Regions from separate parts of the Homo sapiens genome. Here region 1 is linked to region 2. A link is an interaction called in ENCODE POLR2A ChIA-PET data of the cell type or tissue named here. Cell type or tissue: CD4-positive, alpha-beta T cell. All regions are shown on one strand. Links, peaks and the distances in the headings refer to the core of each region. The heading gives the core; the rest is flanking DNA. Region 1 overlaps STAG1 (STAG1 cohesin complex component). Region 2 has its middle 31 kb from the start of SLC35G2.

The links. Peaks named below come from ENCODE experiments on the same cell type or tissue, not always from the same donor. Only the 100,000 strongest peaks of a DNase experiment are listed, where the experiment ranks them.
Region 1: POLR2A ChIA-PET joins it to region 2 with 7 read pairs; 2 of 35 experiments call an interaction of 5 or more read pairs at or near these places.

What each region holds. Positions count from the first base shown.
Region 1 is chr3:136,690,428-136,698,763 of GRCh38, forward strand. All of the region lies in intron 1 of STAG1 (STAG1 cohesin complex component), which reads right to left. Among named protein-coding and RNA genes, the nearest start is that of STAG1, 58 kb to the right of the region's middle. In CD4-positive, alpha-beta T cell, for the core only: no CTCF peak of the experiment used is centred there; no DNase peak of the experiment used is centred there.
Region 2 is chr3:136,784,083-136,792,418 of GRCh38, forward strand. No RefSeq gene overlaps it. Among named protein-coding and RNA genes, the nearest start is that of SLC35G2, 31 kb to the right of the region's middle. In CD4-positive, alpha-beta T cell, for the core only: no CTCF peak of the experiment used is centred there; a DNase peak (open chromatin) is centred at 3,569.

The sequences.
Region 1 (8,336 bases), core at 287-8,286, 93 kb before region 2:
GGTTTCACCATGTTGGGCAGGCTGGTCTCAAACTCCTGACCTCACATGATCTGCCCATCTGGGCCTCTCAAAGTGCTGGGATTACAGGCGTGAGCCACCGTACCCGGCCAAATCCTATTTGTTCCTATAACATTTTACAATCATGAGCAACCCCAAAGGCATATCTGCTATCTGTGTGTATATCACATATACACACACAATCATTAAGGTGGAGGGGTGTCTCATCAGAAGGAAGGGGTAAAAGAGTCACAGGAGTAAGACTGTTACATCAAGAAGAGTTCTGTGAGGAGGAAGAGTCAGCAAAAGAATTTCATAAGAGGTAAGATGACTGGCAAAGATGTGTTGTTATGATGTAAATTTAGAAGAGCTTTGATACTATGGGAAACAAAGGTGGTTAAGGGAGATACCATGATAATTTCTTTGGTGGATTTGACTAGTAGGGCAGTGGCTGGGATAGTTCTCGAATGGGGGATAATCTTTGAGCTACTGGATCTAGTTGCTGACTGCAATATCCAACGGGGCAATGTTATCTCGATTTTTCTGAGTCAGACATGCATTTTCTTTCTTTTCACAAAAAGAAAGACAGTTGGCTGGGCATGGTGGCTCAAGCCTGCAATCCCAACACTCTGGAAAGCCAAGGCGGGTGGAACACTTGAGCCCAGGAGTTCGAGACCAGCCTGGGACACATGGCAAAACCTCATCTCCACAAAAAATACAAAAAAAATTGTTTGGGCGCAGTGGCTCACGTCTGTAATCCCAGCACTTTGGGAGGCCAAGGCGGGCAGATCATGAGGTCAGGAGATCGAGACCATCCTGGCTGACACGGTGAAACCCCACCTCTACTAAAAATACAAAAAATTAGCTGGGCTTGGTGACAGACGCCTGTAGTCCCAGCTACTCGGGAGGCTGCGGCAGAAGAATGGCATGAACCAGGGAGGTGGAGCTTGCGGTGAGCCAAGACTGCACCACTGCACTCCAGCCTGGGTGACAGAGCGAGACTCTCAAAAAAAAAAAAAATTAGCTGGGCACAGTGGCACATTCCTACAGTCCCAGCTACTGGGGAGCCTGAGGTAAGAGCCTCACTTGAGCCTTAAGTAGGGCATGTAGAAGTTAAGCAATCAAAGAAAAGTTTGGTGTCCAGTAGTAGCTGGTGTGTCTGAGAAACCCTCAAAGCTGCCATTTCATTTCAGGTTTAGGGAAGTGCAGGATGTCCTGAATCCATTCAGCGTCCAAATGTAGTCTTGTTTCAAGAAATTAGATGGCCCAGATATTTAACTTGTGTCTTACTAGTTATAACTTTTCTTTAGAAATCTTATGACATTTCGCAGCTAGATGTTTTAATAAATCAACACCATCTTCCTTACAAGCCAGCTACAGGGAAGAGGAACTAAGTAGATCATCTACATATCATAGTAAGGACAAGTCCCGGGGAAAACTTCCATCTCCTAAATCAGGCTTCAGAACTTGAGAGAAATAGAAAGGACTTTCAGTACAGTCCTGAGGCATAAGTCTAAATGAACTATTGTCCTTCCCCAGTGAAGCAAATAGTTACTCACTGGTTTGAACAACAAGGATAATGAAGAAGGCACTGCAGAAGTCAATTACAGCCAGGGGCAGTGGCTCATGCCTGTAATCCCAGTACTTTGGGAGGCTGAGGCAGGCAGATCACCTGAGGTCAGGAGTTTGAGACCAGCCTGGCCAACATGATGAAACCCTGTCTCTACAAAAATAGAAAAATTAGCCGGGCATGATGGCAGGTGCCTGTAATACCAGCTACTCAGGAAGCTGAGGCAGGAGAATCGCTTAAAATCAGGAGGAAGAGGCTGCAGTGAGCCAAGATCGCACCATTGCACTCCAGCCTGGGTGACTAAGCAAGACTCCATCTCAAAAAAAAAAAAAAAAAAAAAAAAAAGTCAATTGCAGTGGGCCAGGCACAGTGGCTCATTCCTGTAATCCCAGCACTTTGGGAGGCCAAGGTGGGCAGATCACCTGAGGTCAAGAGTTCGAGACCAGCCTGCTTAACATGGTGAAACCCTACCTCTACTAAAAGTACAAAAATTAGCCAGGCGTGGTAGCAAATGCCTGTAATCCCAGCTACTCAAGAGGCTGAGGCAGAAGAATCACTTGAACCCAAGAGATGGTGGTTGCAGCAAGCCAAGATCGTGCCACTGCACTCTAGCCTGGGGAACAAAGCAAGACTCTGTCTCAAAAAAAAAAAAGTCAATTACAGTGAAAAATTTACTATCAGTTGATATGAAAGTAAGGTGTTCTAAACAAATCTCTACCCTCAACCATGAAGTTTTTTTTAATTGGGAGAATAGAAGTCTTATAGGGGCTGGTAAAAGGAATTATTAAACCTTCAGCTTTGTATTCCTTAATTATAGGTTTTCCAACTTGTAAGGCAGATTGGCTCAACAGATATTAGGCAAAAGCTTGGCTGGATCAATTTGGATTTCAATTAGGGATGTATTACACAAGCATCTGATGATGATGTGGCCCATAAAGAGACAGATGTATGTTTCAATAGGGAATTTTGGGAGCCAGCAGAGATGTCTTCGGTGTGTGGGACACCGTAATAGAAAAGCAGGGCATGACTGGAAGAGTCCAGTGAACTATCCAGTTTATCAAACTCTAAAATTATGTCTCCCTTTTAAGGAGAAAGAGATGTCATCATGATTTTATTTTTTGTTTTAAGTCTTGTCCCAATAAATGAGCTGAAGCAGATTTCACCAATAAAAAGGGATGAATATCCTGTAAACGTCCAAGGCAAAAAGTAATGGGCTGGGACAGAAAGGTTGTCAATGGTTTATTAGAAACTCCCACTATTTGAATATTTTTATTATTCCAACACCGTGGCTGGTTGAGACTGGTGGGGCTGAGGACCAATATGGTTGCTCCTGTGTCTACAAGAATAGTCAGAACTTCACTGCCAATTTGAAGAAAGTTTTCTGTGAGGTGATTAAAAGAAAGGACTGGGAAAAACCCCAATGTGTCCTCAGAACCCCTTCATTCTAAAGGAGAAGCCAAAGAGATAAATGAAGAAGTCCATTTAGATAGCTTAAGTTTATGGCAACTTTTTTTGCAGTGGGATGGCTGTTTACATTAAGGACAGATTTCAGGAGGTTGCTTTTGTGAACTACAGTTGTGCCACGTAGAGCCCTAATTGTTTTCTGTGGGTGAATTTATCTGTTTTAACTGGAGGTACGTTCACCACTCACTGAAGCCTTGACCTCCCGGGCTCAACTAATCCTTCCATCTCAGCCTCTCAGCAGCTAGGACCACAAGTGCACACCCCCATACTCAGCTAATTATTTTTTTTTTTTTAAGAGACGGGGTCTCATTATGTTGCCAGGCTGGTATCAAATTCCCAGGCTCAAGCCATTGATCCTCCCACCTCAGGCTCCCAAAATGCTAAGATTACAGGCATTAGCCACCATGCCTGGCCTTTGCTGATATTTTTTTAGAGTGAGACAATTAATTTACCAAGTTAACAAGGTCAGGGGTTTGTACAGTCTCCCATTCCATGTTAGCTCTTTTAACTGAGAAATTCTATGTTAGCTCTTCTTGGGAGACCACTGACAAAATTAAGACCAATTCTAGTAGAGTCAACATCCACAGGAAAGCCAGAATTTTCTCTGAATACCACCTGGAGTCTGTTATAATGGTTATGAACCAGTTCATTTGGCTCTAGGATACAAGCTTGAATTTTATTCCAATCAATGGCTTTAGGAAATGCTTTGAGGATAACCCTATGTAAATTCTTTGCAAGTTGATACTTATCCCAATATCGTAGGCCAGAAGCTGAGGAAGTGGAGACAGGTCTCACAGGGGATAGATGCAACTGACCACTGAGTGTTGGGCTGGTCTCCCACAGGCACATGAGTACACTGATAAAGATTGGAAAGTGGCTGGGTGCAATAACTCATGCCTGTAATCTCAACATTCTGGAAGGCTGAGGCAGAAGGATCACTTGAGGCCAGGAGTCTGAACCTAGCCTGGGCAACATAGTGAGACCGTGTCTCAACAAAATAAAAAAAAATTAGCTGGGTGTGGTGGCACATCTCTGTGGTTCCAGCTACTCAGGAAGCTGAGGTGGGAGGTTCAGTTCAGCCCAGGAGGTTGGGGCTATAGTGAGCTATGATCATGCCACTGCCTAGGCTGCAGAGTGAGATGCTCCCATCTCTTTAAAAAAAAAAAAAAAACATTGGAGAAGACAGTCTGGTAAACTTGAAATGTAATGTTAAATTAGTCAGCAAAATGACAAGGGACCTCAATAACCTACGAAATTCCTTGGTTTGAGCACAGAGTTCAGCTTTAGCTCAAGGGACACAGGAAATCTGGGGAACCTCACAATTGTTAAACGGCCTAATAATAAAGGGAAAAGTTTTTGTAAGTAGAGGCTGGGAAGCAGAGGGAGGAAGAATAGTAGGGTAAGAAATATCATGGAAGAAGAAAAGTTTTGAAAAGTGAGGAAATATCACAATAGAACAGAAGCTTGAAAAGGTGGCACCTGAGAAATAGAAAAAGTTTGAATTTCTAAGTCCTTTTTCTCTGTTTGTCTGAGATCACCCAGAGAAGTATTTTGGAGCAAGGCAAATTCCGACTCTTAAATGCATTTGGATGCCTGAAGATACCAACTAAGGTATATGTCCAATTTAGACTGTTTTTTGGCCTTGGCCTTCTAATTTATCTCTGAGGAAAACAAATTTAGGAAGGTCAAAAGAACCCAATGAAGGCCACTGTAATCTCAAATTATCTTTAGTATAATCAGTTTATCAAGATAAGAAGATATGTGATAGCACACCATAATGTTTCAGCCTGGCCAACATAGTGAAACCCTCTACTAAAAATACAAAAATAATCAGCTATGTGTGGTGGTGCAGCCTGTAGTCCCAGCTACTCAGGAGGTTGAGGCAGAAGAATCACTTGAAACTGGGAGGTGGAGGTTGCAGTGCGCCGAGATTGCACCACTGCACTCCAGCCTGGGCAACAGAGTGAGACTCTGTCTCAAAAAAAAAAAAAAGAGAGAGACAGACCGTAATGTTTAAGCACATAACCAGCTGGAGTCCTCAATGGGGGAGTTACTTTCGCATGCCTTTGAACCCTGAAAGCCCATTTTGTAAATAAATCTAGGTGACTTGGTTTAACATCAAACACACAAAAGTCGAAATAAAAACCAAGTGCAAAAAGAGTAAAGTACTCACTAGAAAAAAAAAAAGACAAAACTTTCTTTAACAGGAGGGTGAAAGTCCCCATACACAGGAAGGGGAAAATCCCTCATAAACAAGAGGAAAAAGATCCCTCAAAAATTAAATCCAAAATAAAACTGGAAAGTTCAAACCACAAGAAATGGGAGTTCAATCCGAAAGAGACTTACCAAGTGGGGGAAAAAAAGCAACACACAGAAGCAGGAGGATCAAAGAGTACATAGTTCTGGGGCGGGGGGATGGGGAGGCCACTAAACCCCTCCAGGTGAGCTCACCTTGGATCCCACTTCTGACACCAGGTATGTCAAAAGCAAATAAAGCACAGAAACACATCTCTAAACAAGACATTTTATTTGGGAATATATAAAAACAGAATTGCAATTCAGGACATACACACAGAGCAGGATAATCTTTGGTATGTCTAAAGAACAAACAAAAGATTGGGGTTTTATTAGGAAAGAGAAATGTTGCATTAATTGCTTTGATAAAAAGCTTGTTGACATTAGCAAAGTTTTTCTGGAACCACCAAGCTGTAACTGGTAAGTGACAGCAGTAGGTAAAAGTTGCCTTAGAGTCAAGGCAGGTGGTTTTAGCAGCTACTAGGTAAAACTGGGCTTAAGTTTATACAAGGTCATTTTGGTGGCTGGGCTTGTGAGACAATCCCTGGAAGCATGTGCTTTGTACCATAAATGCTTTTTCCTCCTTGGCCCCTTGACTCCAGTTTAGCTAGGTATGACAATTAACCTCAATTTGTATAAATGATTTTCATAAGAGCATGGAGGATTTTTAGGGCAGTCAGACAACAGTGTATGATTCTATAATGGTGGGTGCATGCTATATTTGACAAAACCCATAGAATGTACACCACCAAGAGTAAATACTAATGTAAACTATGAACTTTGAGTGATAATGAGTCAGTGTAGGTTCATCAACTATAACAAATGTACCAATCTGCTGACAGTGGGGGAGGTTGTGCATATTGGGGGAGTGAAGAGGGGTTTTTTGTGAACCCTCTATACTTACTGCTCAATTTTGCTGTAAATCTTAAACTTCTTTTTAATAAAAGGAATGAAGTATTAATAAACAAACAACATGTATGAATCTCAAATGCACTGTGCTTAATAAAAGAAGCCAGGCTAAAAAGGTTACATATCAAATGATTCCGTATGTATGACATTCTGAGAAAAGCAGAACCACGAATAAGAAAACAGGTCACTGTTGCTAGGACCTGAGGTTCATGAAAGGAATGATCAAAAAGGGTATGAGGGAAATGTTAAAACTCTTCTATATTTTGATTCTGTTGATGGTTGCACAACGGATGCACATGAAACTCATGAAACTGAACACTAAAAAAAGTTTTGAATTTTACCGTATGTAAATTATACTCAGGGTGGAGGAACGTTTGTTGTCTTTAACATCTGTGGCGATATTCTTTTTGCTAAGTTAGTATTTATGATGCTTGGGACTTTTCATTGCAAATGAAATTTTAAAGTTTATTTCTGACTTACAATGAATAAAGCCTTTCCACTTTATAAATTAAAATTTTCCACACTTAACATTTTTTACCTTGAAATCTATTACACTTTCTATGTTGCTTATGAACTTAGTTTTCTCACTTAATATTGCATATGTTCCAAATTAAGCAGGTAGTTCCCAATCCCAGTCAGGGTACAGTTCTCAAAGTGTGAAACTAAAAGCATCTGCATCAACTGCAAGTTGTTCGAAATGCAAAATCTCAGTTCCCACCCGACCAACTGAATCACACTCAGTTTGGGATCTTCCAGGTGATTCTAAAACAGTTTAAGAATCACTATCTTTACCCTCTAAATAATTAAATCAGGTTCTCTGGGGATGAGATCCAGCCACCAGCATTTTTTTTAACTCCCTAGATGATTCTAATGTGTGGTCACAGTTGATTTTGATTCAGAAAATCTTGGGAGGGCACCAGACATCATATTTTTAACAATTCCAATTATTTCTAATGTCAATAGCCTAAAGTAGAAAATAAAGCATTCTCTCACAAATACTGACTACCATCTTCTGCTATAATGCAATGTACTTTTTCTCACTGGAAAACTCCGTTTACTTCAGCTCCCTGGAATTAGACACAACCCAGGCATTTTGAAATCTGGAATTATCCAACTAAGAGGAACAGAATATAAAGAGATTAAAACATCTTCAGCCTGATTACATTCCCAGGAAGTGTATCTTGTGTTAATATAGGGATTAGAAGATACATTTATAGAAATGGGACTGCACCACAAATGTTTCAATAAATAAACATCAGGTGCATTTAGCAGAAGTCAGATGTCCACAGCCATATTTTACTGTTTTCTTATGAAATACACATTATAACTATATAGACAGAGCAAGATTACGTCTTGGGAAAAAAAAAAGAAAGAAAGAAAATCTAAGACCTGAAACCACAAAAATTCTACAATATCAGAAAAACTCTTCTAGACATTGGCTTAGGCAAAGAATTCATGACTAAGACCTCAAAAGCAAATGCAACAAAAATAAAAATAAATGGGACCTAATTAAACTAAAAAGCTTCTGCACAGCAAAATAATCAGCAAACAGGCAACCTACAGAATGGGAGAAAATATTCACAAACTGTGTGTCTGACAAAGGACTAGTATCCTGAATCTACAAGGAACTCAAATCAGCAAGAAAAAAACAATCCCATCAAAAAGTGGGCAAAAGACATGAAGAGACATTTCTCAAAAGAAGATATACAGCTAACAAGCATGAAAAAATGCTCAACATCACTAATCATCAGGGAAATGCAAATTAAAACCACAATGAGATACCACCTTACTCCTGCAAGAATAGTCATAATTAAAAAGTCAAAAAACCAACAAACAGAGGAGCATGGATGTGGTAAAAAGGCAACATTTTTACACTGCTGGTAGGAATGTAAACTACTACAACCACTACGGAAAACGGTATGGAGATTACTTAAACAAAAGTAGAACTACCATTTGATCCAACAATCCCACTGCTGGGTAAAGGTAAAGAAGCCAGGCTAAAAAGGTTACATATCAAATGATTCCGTTTGTATGGGTATCTTGCTGGGTATCTAAGCAAAGGAAAAGTCATTATATGAAAAAGACACATCCACATGCATCT
Region 2 (8,336 bases), core at 112-8,111:
TCCTTGGCAAAAGAATTTAAGTTCCCTCCAAGAGCTAGGGCACCCTGATGCCCTGGAACATGCCTTCGGCTTGACTCACAAGTCAACACGAGGTTTGGATTCTAATCCCGGATCTTCTGTTACCTTAATCTCAATCTCTCCTCCAAAGCAAGAGAATTGGACTCCATGACTACTGAGTTCAGGCCCAGCTGGGTTAAACTGATGGGTTCTTTTTTTTTTTTTTTGAGACGGAGTCTCGCTCTGTTGCCCAGGCTGGAGTGCAGTGGTGCGATCTCGGCTCACTGCAAGCTTCACCTCCTGGGTTCACGCCATTCTCCTGCCTCAGCCTGCTGAGTAGCTGGGACTACAGGCGCCCGCCACCTCGCCCGGCTAATTTTTTGTATTTTTAGTAGAGACGGGGTTTCACCGTGTTAGCCAGGATGGTCTCGATCTCCTGACCTCGTGATCCACCCACCTCGGCCTCCCAAAGTGCTGGGATTACAGGCGTGAGCCGCCGCGCCCGGCCAAACTGATGGATTCTAAAGGGAATTGGACATATTGAGGTGCAGAACAAACTGGTATGCAGAGAAAAGAACACTAATTAGAGTCACCGTCACCGGGACTCTGCCTCTCTATATTACTCTTCTTTTCTTCTCAGTTGGCTGTTCCCAAAACGGGCTCAAGCAGCTGCAGGCAGGCATTGTACTAATTTCACGGTGAGCAAAAGGAAAGATTATTTTCCCTCATGGTTCCAGAAGAAGTTGCAGAATTAAATCTCATTGTCTAAGATTAACTTGGTTGGGACACATGCAGTAGTGGATGTTTTGGCACTCCACTCAGATCCCTTTTATCAGCTGGTGCACCCCTTCCATTCTTTACCCTTTCCCCCACTCCCTGCAGCTATTTTGAGGCTGTGGCCAGCAGTTTAAACCTGTGACCTTGGTTTATGAGAGGTGTTTTAGGTTGTCAAAAGCCTCCTAGCCTAGGGATGCCGGGGAAGTTACACTGTCTCAATATATAGACTAATAACTAATAGATATGGAGTTTCTTAACAGGCTAACCTCCTTGCTTCAAGGCAGAAACAACTCTGTAGTGTAATTTGTGTTCCAGAGGCAAGCTTCCCTCTCCACACACAAAACCAGACCAAGACTAGATTTTACCTGACATCAGGTCGTTACTTGGCTCCTTCTCCTTCTCTATCTTGCTCCCTTACAGGTTTCTCTAAGAGCATTCCCTGCCTTTCTTACATCTGAATCCTTGCCTCAGGCTCTGCTTCTAGGGAACTTCATCCAAGACACATTTCTGAACCAGTCATTGAAGGAGTGGCTAAGTGTTTCTTAGGGACAAACCAGGTAATATGCCCATCTACACCTCATAAACCTGAATTACTGAATGTTTCATGGAGGACTTTGGTTTGTTTAGTACTATAACCCCAATATTCAAAATAATTCATTTACTTGTATTACGAAAATAAATCAAGGAAAGAATGGACTGAGTGTGTGTGTGTTTGAATCCTTGAAATGGAAGAAATATAGTGCCAACAAGGGACCTGAGTGAGTGCAGCCCAGCCTGAATTTACGACGTGCAGCCAAAACGGCTGCTCTCAGCTTGCATGTATGTGGCCAAGAGGCAGAGCTGATAGGTCAGCACAGAAGCTGGCCCTCATCCTGTCATCCTGTCTCAATTTCTTTTTTCTTTTTTTCTTTTTCTTTTTTGAGATGGAGTCTCATTCTGTTACCCAGGCTGAAGTGTAGTGGCATGATCTTGGCTCACTGCAACCTCAACCTCCATCTAAGGCAGTGATTCTCCTGCCTTAGCCTCCCTAGTTAGTAGCTGGGATTACAGGTGCCCGCCACCATGCCAAGCAAATTTTTGTATTTTTAGTGGAGATGGGGTTTCACCATGTTGGCCAGGTTGGTCTCAAACTTCTGACCTCAAGTGATCTGCCTGCCTGTGCTTCCCAATGTGCTGGGATTACAGTCATGATAAACTTATTTTATTTTATTTATTTATTTTTGTGTGTGTGTGTGACAGAGTTTTACTCTGTTGCCCAGGCTGGAGAGCAGTGGCACGATCTTGGCTCACTGCAACCTCTGCCTCCCAGGTTCAAGCAATTCTCTTGTCTCAGCCTCCTGAATAACTGGGACTACAGACGCATGCCACCACACCTGGCTAATTTTTGTAGTTTTTTAGATACAAAAAAAGAGATGGGATTTCACTGTGTTGGCCAGACTGGTCTCGAATGCCTGACCTCAAGTGATCTGCCTGCCTCAGCCTCCCGAAGTGCTGGGAATTACAGGAGTGAGCCACTGCGCCCTGCCCGATTTTGTTTTGAATGGAACATGTGATCACTCTGATATTCAAAGGAGTAGTAGCAGAGAGCACAGGACTTGGTGCCCTCCAAAGCCTATGGGAGTCTTGAAGGATATTCCAAATGTGGAAAAAAAATATTTTTTTCCCAAGAAAATTTGTGCGTGTGAAAGAGTGTGTGTGTGTGTGTGTGTGTGTGTGTGTGTGTGTGTATGACTGTTACCAGAAGAAAGGGGATTGAATGTAGGAATGTGGAATGATAACTATGCACTACAACGATAAACAAGCGGAACTGAACTTAAAAACCAAAGCTTTCACTCTGCCAAAGACCAAATTTTTGTTAATGACCATACATGCCAAGCATTTGTGATTCTAAGCACTGCTTTCACTTTAGGATTAAAAAAATATCCTAGGAAGTGTGTTTGTTGCTTATTTGTTATCTGGTGAGTAATGGAATTACTTCAAGTAGATAATGAAAATCCGCTTTTTATTTAATATAAGAATTGCAGAGAGCAGAAACTAAAATCCTGTAAACAATTTCTTGCTGAGTCATTCACCCTTGCTCAAGACAAGCTTTCACTTTGCACTGAATTTTAATGTGATGTTTCTTCATCTTCCCCCACCTTCTGTACCATAGTCAGCTAGTCAGTAATTTCTCTTTGACCAGAGTGATACTGTCCTCCCAGAATGGTCAGGCAGACAGCTGAGACATTTCTAGGGATCTCCATACTTTTTCACTTCCAAGGATCCATTCATGATCTTTCTCCCAAGGATCCATGGGTGTAAGACCTCATTGCAACACAAACTATGCGTCTGGAAAATAATTAATTTGTGTCCTCAAAATTTATTAATTGTAGTAACCATGCTGGTATAATTCTAGCACAAACTAAAGCAGTTTTTTAGTTACTTTTAAAAGCACTCTCATGAGTTAAAGCGGGATTTCTATCAAGCTTTCTGAAATAATGAAAATGTTGGAAGTCATTAAATAACTTTATTCCAGGGAGATATATGTTTGCAAAGATAATTCTGGTTTGGGTAGGAGAAAAGCCAAGTCAGGGAGATCTGCCAGAAGACTGTTTTGGTAGTCCAAAGAGAGAGAGATTTGTTAATAAAGAGAAGCATGAGAAATGCCCTTTGGAGTAAAATTGACTACCTCAGAGTGTCTAGCTTCACTGTGCTAAATAAGGCAGGACCTGCTGTGCAGAGACCAAAACTAACAAGTCTCTCAGAACCACTGTACTCAGCATCTCCCCTGAACAGTCTGTGTAGCTGTCACCAGGTGGCACGTGGTAGGAATCTGGGTCATGCTGTGTAACCTTCCTGGTTAGGCCACGAAGAAGTGAGAGAAGTGCAGTCCATATGATTTGGTCCATAAATACAAAACTTCTCCTTGATATGAATTAACCAACTACTAACAGGGCCAAATGATAACATTCATGAGCTTTGGGCAGTTTTGAATCTGTGGGCCCTTCCCTCCATAATAAATATTAAAAATTATATTTTATAACTGCATTGGTATAAAGATGAATATAATCCATGCTGGTTTCTTTTTTTTTATTGTGGTAAAATATACATAACATTTCCCATTTTAACCATTTTTAACCATACAGTTCAGTGGCTTTAAGTACACTGGATTCTTTTTATATGTTTATTATTATTTATTTATTTTTATTTATTCTGATTTTAAAAGAAATTAAAATTAAAACATTCTGCAGGCCCTTAAAAGTATCTCGGTCCCTAGATACTGTGCTAGCTGTACCTAATGGATGAGTTGGCCATGACTATTAGATGGCAAAAAAAGGGCAAGAAAGAGCAAATTTGAAATGTACTCAAACTCATTTTACAGTTCACACACACAAAATGACATTCCAACTTGCTTTTCCTTTCTGCAGGGAGACATTAATCCTAGGAAGCAGTGTGTTTACTGGATGGAACACAGGACTATGGCACACTGAGATCAAGCATTATTTTTGTCCCATACTAGGTATGTATCATACTCAGCACAATGTGGAGCTCAGACAGGCCCATGCGAGGAGCCCAAGGGGGTCAGTGCCAGCAGACTCAGAAACAGCACCAGCTCCAGGCTAAGAGGTTGGGGCAGAGACTCCAGATGAAGGCCAGGACAGCTCCCAGGGGTCCAATAGGAATAATCCAAAGTTCAGTAGGGGACATATGTACCAATCATAGCCACAAACTAGAGAATGGAAACAAATAAACAAAGGAGGGAACTGAGGCAAGAAGACCAAATGCCAGTCAGGCCCGCTTGAGCCTCTTTTATTTTAAATGTTTTGAGGAGACAGAGTCTTGCTATATTGCCTAGGCTGGTCTTGAACTCCTGGCCTCAAGTGATCCTCCCACCTCGGTCTCCCAAAGTGTTGGGATTACAGGCATGAGCCACCATGCCTGGCCTGAGTATCCTTATTCTTTTTTTTTCTTTGAGATGAAGTCTCACTTTTGTTGCCCAGGCTAGAGTGCGATGGCGTGATCTCTGCTCACTGCAATCTCAGCCTCCTGGGTTCAAGCGATTCTCCTGCCTCAGCCTTCTGAGTAGCTGGGATTACAGGCACCTGCCACCATGCCCAGTTAATTTTTGTATTTTTAGTAGAGACGGAGTTTCACCATGTTGGCCAGGTTGGTCTCAAACTCCTGACCTCGGCCATCTGCCTGCCTCGGCCTCCCAGAGGGCTGGGATTACAGGCATGAGCCACCGTAAGCTGAGTCTCCTTGTTCTTACTGCAAGTGCTACTGTTGCCTGGAACTGTGTGCCCTTGGGCATTTCTTCTCTCCAAGCCTCCGATTGCCTATCTATGCAATTAGAAATTGGACTAATGACCCCTCAGATCCTATAAACCTTTTTGCCTGTTTCCAGCTTCTTAGTAGCCTCACCCTTTTTCCTGTTCTAGTACTAGATGATTGAAATTCAGAGATTAATGCTCAAGTTTTAGAGTAGAGGTTGCAAATTTATAGCTGCAAGGCCAAATCCAACCACAGGAGAACTTTGTTTGGCTTGCTCAACATCTTAAAATTTTGTCACGCCTGTGATCCCAGCACTTTGGGAGGCCAAGGCGGGCACATCACAAGGTCAGGAGATCGAGACCATCCTGGCTAACACGGTGACACCCCATCTCTAATAAAAATACAAAAAAAAAAAAAATTAGCTGGGTGTGGTGGCATGCGTCTGTAGTCCCAGCTACTCGGGAGCTGAGGCAGGAGAATCGCTTGAACCTGGGAGGCGGAGGTTGCAGTGAGCCGAGATTGCACCACTGCACTCCAGCCTGGGCGACAGAGTGAGATTCTGTCACAAAACAGAACAAAACAAAACAAAACAAAACAAAACAAAACAAACTTTGAATTAATTCCCAACATCCAAAAAATCAGGAGATGACTCATAAAAATCTGAATTTCTGCCTTCTCTTGAAAAGTTGTCAGCTCTCCATTCCTTGGCTTTGTGTTCCCACGTGACCTTTGCTGGAACTGAGTAGAATCTATCCCTTCTAGATGAGGCACAAATTCCCCAGGGTGCCACAATCTCCCCCAGCCTACTTCACTGTTGTCTTGTCCCTGTAGGCAGTTGGATGTGCTCCCTCTGCAGTCAAAGGTCAAAGTTTTTCTTACCTTACTCACCTCTCCAGGGCCCAGGTACTGTCCATTACTGAGGCTGCTTGAAGCTGAACTTCAGGCCTCCCAAGCCATCCCCTTGTGGCTAGGTCTGAACAAAGCCTTTGAGCACTAAGTCTTCCACAGCACATCTCCCGATGGTGACCATGATCCAATGAGTAGTTTTCCCTGTTACTCATCTGCCTCCTGATAGATGTACTACATCTGGAGATGTGGAATTCCTCTGCCAAGATGTGCTTCTGCCCTTTTGGGACATTGACTAGATAGTCCAGAGGTGCCTGCCTCCAAGGATCCAGTCATTTACAGGCTGAAAGGCTGAAGAGGGGAAGCATCAGCTGGAAGTTCTTGCCAAGAAGGAGGAACCAAGAGAGCATGGGAACTGGAAACCATGGAGATAGCACAGACTGTGTGCCCACCTGCCACTGCCACAGGACACCCCCTATAAAATCCACCTTCTATGTCTCTTCATAAATGGGCTCTGTGGCTGGGAGCAGTGGCTCATGCCTATAATCTCAGCACTTTGGGAGGCCAAGGCGGGTGGATCATGAGGTCAGATCCTGGCCAAGATGAAAAAGAAAAAAGAAAAAAAGAAAAAGAAAAAGAAAGAAAAGAAAGAAAAAGAAGAAGATAGCAAAAAGAAAAAGAAAAAAGAAATGGGCTCTGTGTTTCCTCTATAAAACATCTCAAATACAACAGGTATCGAATAGAATGAGCTTTTAAAACAGTTCTACATGGTTTTGCTCACAGTAGGTTGAAACAATTCCACCAAAATGATATATAAATGGAATGAAGAATTAAAGAGTAGTGCCATTTTCTGGTTATTTTCCTGAGTCAGTTCTAATATCACCCACTCTGCAATATCTTTTCCCCTTCCCCTCCCCTATCACTAAATACTGTCATTTGTACCAACGAAATATCCCTGGGACCTCTGCACTTCATTCCCAGGGCCTCTGCTTTGATTAAAGCAGGTTGGCCCGCTCACAGCTCCCCAGTGTCTCTGACCATCTCCTCGCAGCTGTCAGGGGGAAGGTTCTAAACACAAATCAGTGCATCTCACTTTCCAGCTTAAAATCTCTCAGGGGTTCTCACTATCTCCAAAGTAAAAGCTACATTTCCTCACTTGATCCCAGAGTCCTGCTGACACCTGGCCCTGCTCCCTCTCCAGCCTCATCTTGTGCTTATACTCCCATCACATATAATTGCCCATAGAGCCTCAAAAGGTCCCCTATGTTTTCTGCCTCTCAGCTTTGGCTCTTGCTATTTCTCTGTACCTGGAATCCACTTTTCCCCCTTGTGAAACTCCCCTCAGCAAACTACTACTCATCCTTCAAGACCCTATCCAAGTGATTCCAGATCAATGAAGCCTCCTCTGTCTACCCTGCAAGGGAATAGCATGGGGCAAAATGACTACATGCCAGTTCCTTGTAGGCTGAGCACCAAAGAGAGATGGGGCTCTGACCATGGGTAGGGATCAAAGGAATAGATCGGAAGTTGCAAACTCAGAACTTACCCAGTCCTTATTCTGTCTCCAGAAGTGTTTTCTTTGTCAGGCATGGGTTTTAATTTTTTAATTTTGAGCAGCTGTTCTTCAGGTCTCAATTTATGTTACATTGTTGGTCCCGGAAGGCCTCTGGGTAAGTGGGTGAAAGGGTTGTGGGAGGGGAACTGTTAAGAAGGGCTATATAGGGCCATGCCGGTGGCTCACGCCTGTAATCCCAGCACTTTGGGAGGCCGAGGTGGGCGGATTATGAGGTCAGGCGTTTGAGACCGGCAGATTACGAGATCAGGAGTTCGGGACCAGCCTGACTAACATGGTGAAACTCCGTCTCTACTGAAAATACAAAAAATTAGCCAAGCATGGTTGCATGCGCCTATAATCCCAGCTACTTGGGAGGCTGAGGCAGGAGAATTGCTTGAACCCGGGAGGCGGAGGCTGCAGTGAGCTGAGATCATGCCACTGCACTCCAGCCTAGGTGACAGAGTGAGACTCCATCTCAAAAAAAAAAAAAAAAAAGGGCTATGTAAGTATTTGCTGTTTTTGGTTTTTGGACAGTACCATCCCTCCAATATACAAGGAAGAGTGTGGTGCTCTACTACTTGGTATACGTATGGCCCCAACCATAGGACTTCTTTTTTTTTTTTGAAATGGAGTCTCGCTCTGTTGCCCAGGCGCGATCTTGGCTCACTGCAAGCGCCACCTCCCAGGTTCACACCATTCTCCTGCCTCAGCCTCCCAAGTAGCTGGAACTACAGGGGCCCACCACCACGGCTAATGTTTTTGTATTTTTAGTAGAGACGGGGTTTCACCGTGTTAGCCAGGATGGTCTCGATCTCCTGACCTCATGATCTGCCCGCCTCAGCCTCCCAAAGGACTTCTTACAAGTTCAGTTAGAGGCACCCATGAGAGTAACCATGCTCAAAGCTAATGG